3 separate regions of the Homo sapiens genome follow, and all the other regions are linked to region 1. Evidence: chromatin loops called from intact Hi-C (ENCODE). Cell type or tissue: endothelial cell of umbilical vein. All regions are shown on one strand. Region 1 holds the start of LOC105377366 (a long non-coding RNA gene). Region 2 has its middle 300 kb from the start of MIR297. Region 3 has its middle 110 kb from the start of MIR297.

Evidence for each region. Hi-C counts contacts between places; a loop is a spot of excess contacts. Peaks named below come from ENCODE experiments on the same cell type or tissue, not always from the same donor. Only the 100,000 strongest peaks of a DNase experiment are listed, where the experiment ranks them.
Region 2: it touches region 1 in a loop (24-fold over the local background); 2 of 110 quality-filtered maps call a loop at or near these places.
Region 3: it touches region 1 in a loop (8-fold over the local background); 6 of 110 quality-filtered maps call a loop at or near these places.

What each region holds. Positions count from the first base shown.
Region 1 is chr4:111,630,245-111,632,744 of GRCh38, reverse strand. LOC105377366 (a long non-coding RNA gene) reads right to left here and starts at 575. Exons shown (of 6, transcript NR_188427.1): 1 at 341-575. In endothelial cell of umbilical vein, CTCF peaks have their summits at 948 (motif pointing right) and 1,861 (motif pointing right); no DNase peak of the experiment used is centred here; H3K27me3 peaks cover 207 bases.
Region 2 is chr4:111,163,380-111,165,879 of GRCh38, reverse strand. No RefSeq gene overlaps it. Among named protein-coding and RNA genes, the nearest start is that of MIR297, 300 kb to the right of the region's middle. In endothelial cell of umbilical vein, a CTCF peak has its summit at 1,119 (motif pointing left); no DNase peak of the experiment used is centred here.
Region 3 is chr4:110,969,431-110,971,930 of GRCh38, reverse strand. No RefSeq gene overlaps it. Among named protein-coding and RNA genes, the nearest start is that of MIR297, 110 kb to the right of the region's middle. In endothelial cell of umbilical vein, a CTCF peak has its summit at 1,083 (motif pointing right); no DNase peak of the experiment used is centred here.

The DNA.
Region 1 (2,500 bases):
AATATCCATTCTGCCTTTTGTTGCAGGTAAACCAAGGCCATTTAGGTAATGTGTTGCTTTTGTCTTGATTGTTTATGCCAGTTATGAGCAAACATACAAGCGAAGTGCTAAAGGCAAGCTGTCAAGTCATTGTACTGAGAGCTGGGCTAGAAATTCGAGTTGAATTACTTAGTTAATCGAATGTCTCAATGTAAAAAGAGTGTGGAAATACTGTTTTGTGGTAGCTTATTTCAGAGACAGATCTGCTTAGATCTCTGCTACCGTTTTTTCCAATTTCCTACCAAGAGTAAATTGGTTTTGCTCACATTATTGCTCTTTCTCACGTTTCAGTTGGTCTTACCAGAGAAAATGGCTCAATGCGGTAGCAATGATTTGGAGAATACCAATCCCTTGATTTAGGCGACAGGTTTTTGTTTCTTCTCACCCATTGTTCTGGATGCTTTTTCTTCTTTTTATAAACAGAACAGAACAAAAGACTATTGTTCTTAACGTGCACTGCATGTGCTAGTAACGTATAAGGGAAAATATAACAGGAGGGGTTTTCTTTTCCAGTTACATATTATACCACTGCCTAACAGAAGTGCTAGCAGCATAAAATGATGCAATAAACCTCTCTAACAGTAGCTGATTTGTATGCAACAATGACCATAAGGGTAACTCTTCAGCAAACCTGAATCTCATATATAATGCATAGCAGTTAATAAATCATAGTAAAATCAGATGGCTTAGAGCCAACAGTACCCACCTAGTAATGGAAAGGGGTGGAAAGATTTATAGAGAGACAGATTCTGTCTGGATTTTGCTTTTAGGATGCTCAGCAACTGCAGTGAAGTATCTGACATGGTTTCTAGCTAGGCTTGTATTCTGTTCATTCACTCCATCTTTTTGTCTGAAGATCTTTTGCATAGAGCTGCTACCCTTTTTCTTCTACCACCAGGTGGAGTGTTTTCTACCATTATTTAAGGTTTTGCACTTCAGACCAATACAAATCTTATGAGGAGAAAATGTTCTTTTTGAACACCTCATTTTTAAAATAAGTTTTTAGTGAGCTGCTTTCCTCGATCAAATGCATTCAGATAAATATACCTTGAAACCACTTCTCAAAACACTAATTTTGCTTTAAATAATGTCACATATCTTGACAGAGAAGCAGAGTTATATTTTTTGCTTTATACTTTCAGAACAAAGTGTTCTTAGATGTGCTTATTGGATCTCACTGCCAGTGTTTTACTGGCTCTACCATGTGAATCTTAAAAATGCAGAATTTGCAAATTTGTCACATGTCAAGGAAAAGAATATTGAGGACAACATGTGCCATACAGATCTGAGAGAAGCATTTACTTCAAATCTGTTTCTGGTTATTGGTAGGTCTTGGCCAATTTCCGGTGCTGACATGGGCTATTGAGATGTGTGGCAAACATGTCACCTCAGAGTTAGAAATATTTGAACCTACTGAATTATGATCCTCTACAAATTCTTAGCATTAAAAAAAATGAAGATAAATTGCTGAAGTAGGGGTAGGTATAAGAAATTGTTAATGCTTCCACTTAGTTTTCTACATAATTGTCTATCATGTGCAGACTCACATTTTTATTTTAGATTAAAACTTTACATTTTTCATTTACTGCTGGATTTTGATGAAGTGTGGAACAGGGATCATCTTCCTGAATGCTCTAATACTCATGTACATATTTTCACTAAAAAACATCGTGTATCATACTGTCTCTTTAATGAGGTATGTTGCAATTAAAATGGATAAAATAGCATATAACATCTCAATCTTTTTTTTGTTGTCTAGAGCATTAGAATTTTTTCCTTCAATTATGGTAACCACAAGATGGCAGTAATTCCTTATTAAATGGATAATCTTCTCTGCCCTGGATAGCTGGATAGTGACTGACTCCTGGTAAGAGAGGAGGAAAATAAAGAGAAGCCCCTCTTTGCATTAAGGGTGAAAATAAAATGGCGCAAAGGTTGAAAATAATAGGAGTGGCCTAAAGTAGAGTAAAATGGTTTATCCTGATGTCATTAGGTTTTCAGATGGCAAAAATTTCAGGAGAAATTGTGTCATCAATCAGACTAATCCTCTAGCAGGCAATATTGTAAAATGAGTACTTTGATATAATCTGGGGATGTGACTAGTTTTATTTCTATGTGTAGTAATTAATTGCCTCGTGACTATAAAATCTTAGGCTTGTTTTGGCAGGTTTAATCCTTGGCTCTCATGTGATAGTGCTGCATTAATGACAGTGATTGTAGGCAATAGTTTGATAGTCAGGGATGGTTCACTGCAAAAACAATCCTATGTCCCTGAAATAAATATTAATTCAAAACAAAATAACTGGTGACAAAAATACATAATGAAGTGCCCTAACATTATATGTGCCCTAGAACTCTCTGTGCTTGAGGAACTCAGAACAGATCATATTTCAAGGGAATACTGGTGTATACAGGAGTATAGACAGCAAAGCAAATTGGAAAATAATAGAGGTTTTTTTTG
Region 2 (2,500 bases), 470 kb after region 1:
CTCTTCTGGCTTGTAGGGTTTCTGCAAAGAGATCAGCTGTTAGTCTGATGGTCTTCCCTTTGTGGGTAACCTGACCCTTCTCTCTGGCTTATAGTATTTTCTGATGGTAGTTTATATCTCTGTGGAATCAGTGGTGAATCTGACGATTATGAATCTTGGAGTTGCTCTTCTCAAGGAGTATCTTTGTGGTGTTTTCTGTATTTTCTGAATTTGAATGTTGGCCTGGTTTGCTAGGTTGGGGAAGTTCTCCTGGATAACAATCATGATGTGTGTTTTCCAACTTGGTTCTATTCTCCCCATCACTTTCAGGTACACCAATCAAACGTAGGTTTGGTATTTTTACATAGTCCCGTATTTCTTGGAGGCTTTGTTCATTCCTTTTCATTCTTTTTTCTCCATTCTTTTCTTCAGGCTTTATTTCAATACTTTGAATTTCAATCTCTTATATCCTTTCTTCTGCTTCATTGATTTGGCTATTGATACTTGTGTATGCTTCGCAAAGTTCTTGTGCTGTGTTTTTCAACTCCGTCAGGTCATTTATGTTCTTCTCTAAACTGGTTGTTCTAGTTAGCAGTTCCTATAACCTTTTATCAAGGTTCTTAGCTTCCTTGTATTGGGTTAGAAAGTGCTCCTTTAGTTCAGAGGAGTTTGTTATTACCCTCCTTCTGAAGCCTACTTCTGTCAGTTCATCAGACTCATTCTCTGTCCAGTTTTGTTCCCTTGCTGGCAAGGAGTTGTGATTCTTTGGAGGAGGAGAGGCATTCTGTGTTTTTGAATTCTCAGCCTTTTTGTGCTGGTTTTTCCTCATATTCATGGATTTGTCTACCTTTGTTCTTTGATGTTGTTGACCTTTGGATGGAGTTTTTGGGTGGGCATCCTTTTTGTTGATGTTGAAAGCTATTGCTTTCTGTTTGTTAGTTTTCCTTGTAACAGTCAGGCTCCTCCTCTGTAGGTCTGCTGGAGTTTGCTGAAGGTCCACTCCAGACCCTGTTTGCCTGGTTATCACCAGCGGAGGCTGCAGAACAGCAAAAATTCCTGCCTGCTCCTTGCTCCGGCAGCTTCATCCCAGAGGGGCACCTGCCAGATGCCAGCCACAGCTCTGCTGTATAAGGTGTCTATCGCCCCCTGCTGGAAGTTGTCTCCCAGTCAGGAGGCACGGGGGGTCAGGGACCCACTTGAGGAGGCAGTCTGTCCCTTAGCAGTGCTCAAGCACTGTGCTGGGAGATCTGCTGCTCTCTTCAGAGCTGGCAGGCAAGAACATTTAAGTCTGCTGAAGCTGCACCCACAGCTGTCTCTTCCCCCAGGTGCTCTGTCCCAGGGAGATGGGACTTTTATCTATAAGCCCCTGACTGGGGCTGCTGCCTTTCTTTCAGGGATGCCTTGCCCAGAGAGGAGGAATCTAGAGAGGCAGTCTGGCTACAGTGGCTTTGCCACACTGCAGTGGGTTCAGCACCCATTTCGAACTTCCCAATGGCTTTGTTTACACCATGAGGGCAAAACCACCTATTCAAGCCTCTGTAATGGCAGACGTCCCTCCCTGAACCAAGTTTGAGCATCCCAGGTCGACTTCAGACTGCTCTGCTGGCAGCAAGAATTTCAAGCCAGTGGATCTTAGCTTGCTGAGCTCCATGGGGGTGAGATCCGCTGAGCAAGACCACTCCACTCACTGGCTTCAGCCCCCTTTCCAGGGGAATGAATGGTTCTGTCTCGCTGGTGTTCCAGGCACCACTGGGGTATGAAACAAACTCCTGCAGCTAGCTCAGTGTCTGCCCAAACAGCTGCCTAGTTTTGTGCATGAAACCCAGGGCCCTGGTGGTGTAGGCACCCAAGGGAATCTCCTGGTCTGTGGTTTGTGAAGACTGTGGGAAAAGCATAGTATCTGGGCTGGAATGGACCATTGCTCATGGTACAGTCCCTCATGGCTTCCCCTAGCTAGCGGAGGGAGTTCCCTGACCCCTTGTGCTTCCCGGGTGAGGGACACTCCTCCCTACTTCCGCTCTCCCTCCATGGGATACACCCACCATCTAACAAATCCCAATGAGATGAACCAGGTATCTCAGTTGGAGATGCAGAAATTACCCACCTTCTGCATTGGTCTTGCTGGGAGCTGCAGACTGGAGCTGTTCCTATTCGACCATCTTGCCAGCCCCCTCTATACAACTATTTTTAAATATTGATAAATGTGCTTTTAGTTTTCACTAGTTTTTTTTTCATTCTATAGTCTTAATCCCACTAAAGCTAGACTATGAAGCTGGAGCTTTCTATTTGGGTTAAAAATAACAATTGAAATTCAGGTCAGAATCAACAATAAACTTGGAGTATAAAGTTTATTTCATAAACAATAGATTTTTCAAATAATAAAAAATTATTTGTTTTTATTATTTATTTTTTAGAGACATGGTGTCACTCTGTTGCCCAGGCTGGAGTGCGGTAGTGTGATCATAGCTCACTGAAGCCTTTAATTATTGAGCTCAAGTGACTCTCCTGCCTCAGCTTTCTG
Region 3 (2,500 bases), 660 kb after region 1:
TTTAACCTTAAACAAAGGCAGATTCAGCAAAGCAATAGATAGACTGCAGTGGGTAGAGATGAAGACGTGGAAATAGCAAAGGCAGACTATACTTTCAAGACTCTTGGCTGAAAAAGGTAGAATCTGGAGTGGCCCAGCAGCCTTCCTGGTGCGGGAGCAAAGAATCTAGATCTCTTCACTAAAAATCCAGGAGTGCTGATCTACATCTATAATGAGAGAGTAAGGCAGAGGAGAGGAAGCAAAGGTAACTATAACAATATCATTAAAGTGCTGTTCTTATGGTCTAAGGCAAGTAAGGAAAATAGTAAACCCAGAGAAGCATAGGTAGACATGGAGAAAAGTGAAGAGTTAGAGGAAGACAGTAGTGATTTCATGGAGTAAGAAAACAAGCTAAATAGAAGAAAGAGTCTGCGAGAGATAAAAGATCATGTAGTTATTCTAAAAAAGCAGAGAACATGTAATGAATATTTGACAATAGGAGGGTGTTCAGGAATCACAAAATCAAACGTGAGACCACAGAGCTGGGTTGCTTTTGTGAAGCTGGATTGGAGGAGTTGGAGTCCACGAGATGGAGGAGCTGAGAAGCTGGGTCTCTCATGGGCTTTCACATAGACACTGTTATCCCTCCAGATCATGGCAGGGGTTGAAGTACAGAGAAAGGCTGAGTTACTTGCCAAAGTTTTTGTGGGGTGGGGAATGAAATGTGTGGAAGACCTAAACAAAATAAAATAAAGGGTTTATTAATAAACACGCGCTTACATGGGGTAGAAGTGAAATTGCCTGCAAGGAAGCAGCAGGAAGAGGCTAGAAGAATGCTGACTTCTTGCAGAACCATATTAGATGGCTCGTGGAAGAACAAGCATCCTCTATTCTTTACCATTATGAAGTGATATTCTGGAGGTTGGGATAGACAGGAGGTTCTGTGAAGTGACTGAGAAATATACTAAGTTACTAAGGTACTCAGCTTTAAAACCATGCTCTCTACTCTGTTTTGTGATTCTAGGGTGTGATTCTGAAAACTCTTAAGACTTATTTCTGCTTTGCCAGCTGCTCCCTGTTATGCTCTGACGTTAGGGGGCACCAGAGGGAGGCTGAAAGACAGGAGAAGGCACTGGGTCCTTCCTGTTTCTCTAGGATGACCTCAGAAATGTTGCTTCAACCTGGTAGTGGCTGTTTATTCCAGTAGTAGCAAGCGACTCCCATTTGTGGTTCTCATATTCCCATTCCAGCCTCATGATTCCCCCTCAGAAACATCACTCCAGTCGTCCAGGGTCCCCTTCCTGGGGGTCTGATTCCACCTCTGCTGGGCTGCTCCTCTCAGCCTCTAAATTTTAATAACCTCAACTTCTTAATACTGCATAATCCATTTGATTACAAGTTTACAAAATTTAATGTTTAGTAATTTTTAATAAACATGAAAATCTAATGGTTGACTAAAAAATTTTTGAAAATTTAAATATTTCAAGCAAACAAAAAATGCATAGAATATGATGAGCTTCACGAACTCTTAACATGTTGCTGTGTTTTCATTTTTAAAAGAGGAAATATTACAAGTAGAGTCGAATCCCCTTTGAACCCACCCCAGGCCACATTTCTCTTTTCTTCCCTCTACAGACTTGACCAATATCCTGAAATTGGCATGTATATTTCACATGTATATGTTTTACTAAGTATATATTTATCTAAAAACAGTATACAGTATGTTTTAAATTTTGTAAATGATATCATTCTCTGTATGATTATGCATCTTACATTTTCACTTATCATTGGGTTTTCTAGATGTATACCTGTTGATACATATGCCTCTACTTCATTTAGTATCTTTCTTTATTGCCTTGTATAGAACAGCCAGGATAGAGTATTTCTTTTATCCACTAATCATCATCTCCATTTTCTAACCTTTCCTGGAATGTGACTTAGAATATGTGCCTTCTACAATTTACTAGAATGCTAAAATATTCCCTAAGGTTATTGCACCAAATTATATTCACACAAGCAGTGCATGAAAGTTCCCACTGCTCCACATACTCAGCAACACTTGATATTTTCCAGACTTTCAATTTCTGCCAACCCAATAGATGTAAAATAATATCTTATCATTGCTTAATATAAATTTCATGGTTCTAAGCATCTCTTGATCTGTTTACTTGCTATATTAGTTTGCCTCTTCTGTGAAGTCCCTGTTCATATCCTTTACCTATTTTATTGGTTCATATATCCTTTTCTTCTCAATCTGTAGAAATCCTTCATTTGTTGTACATTAATTCTTTATCACTTATATGCATCCCAAATATCTGGGATAGTTTTACTTTATATTTTCCTATTTTTATATAACTTTTTTATATACAGAGATTTTTATTATTTTGAAATAATTAAATATCTCAGTGTTTTTCTTCATGATGTGTGGGTTTTTTTGGTTTTAAGAAATGCTCTTCTAAGAGCCAGATGCAGGGCCAGGGAGGCCGAGGCATGAGGATCACTTGAGGCCAGGAGTTTGAGG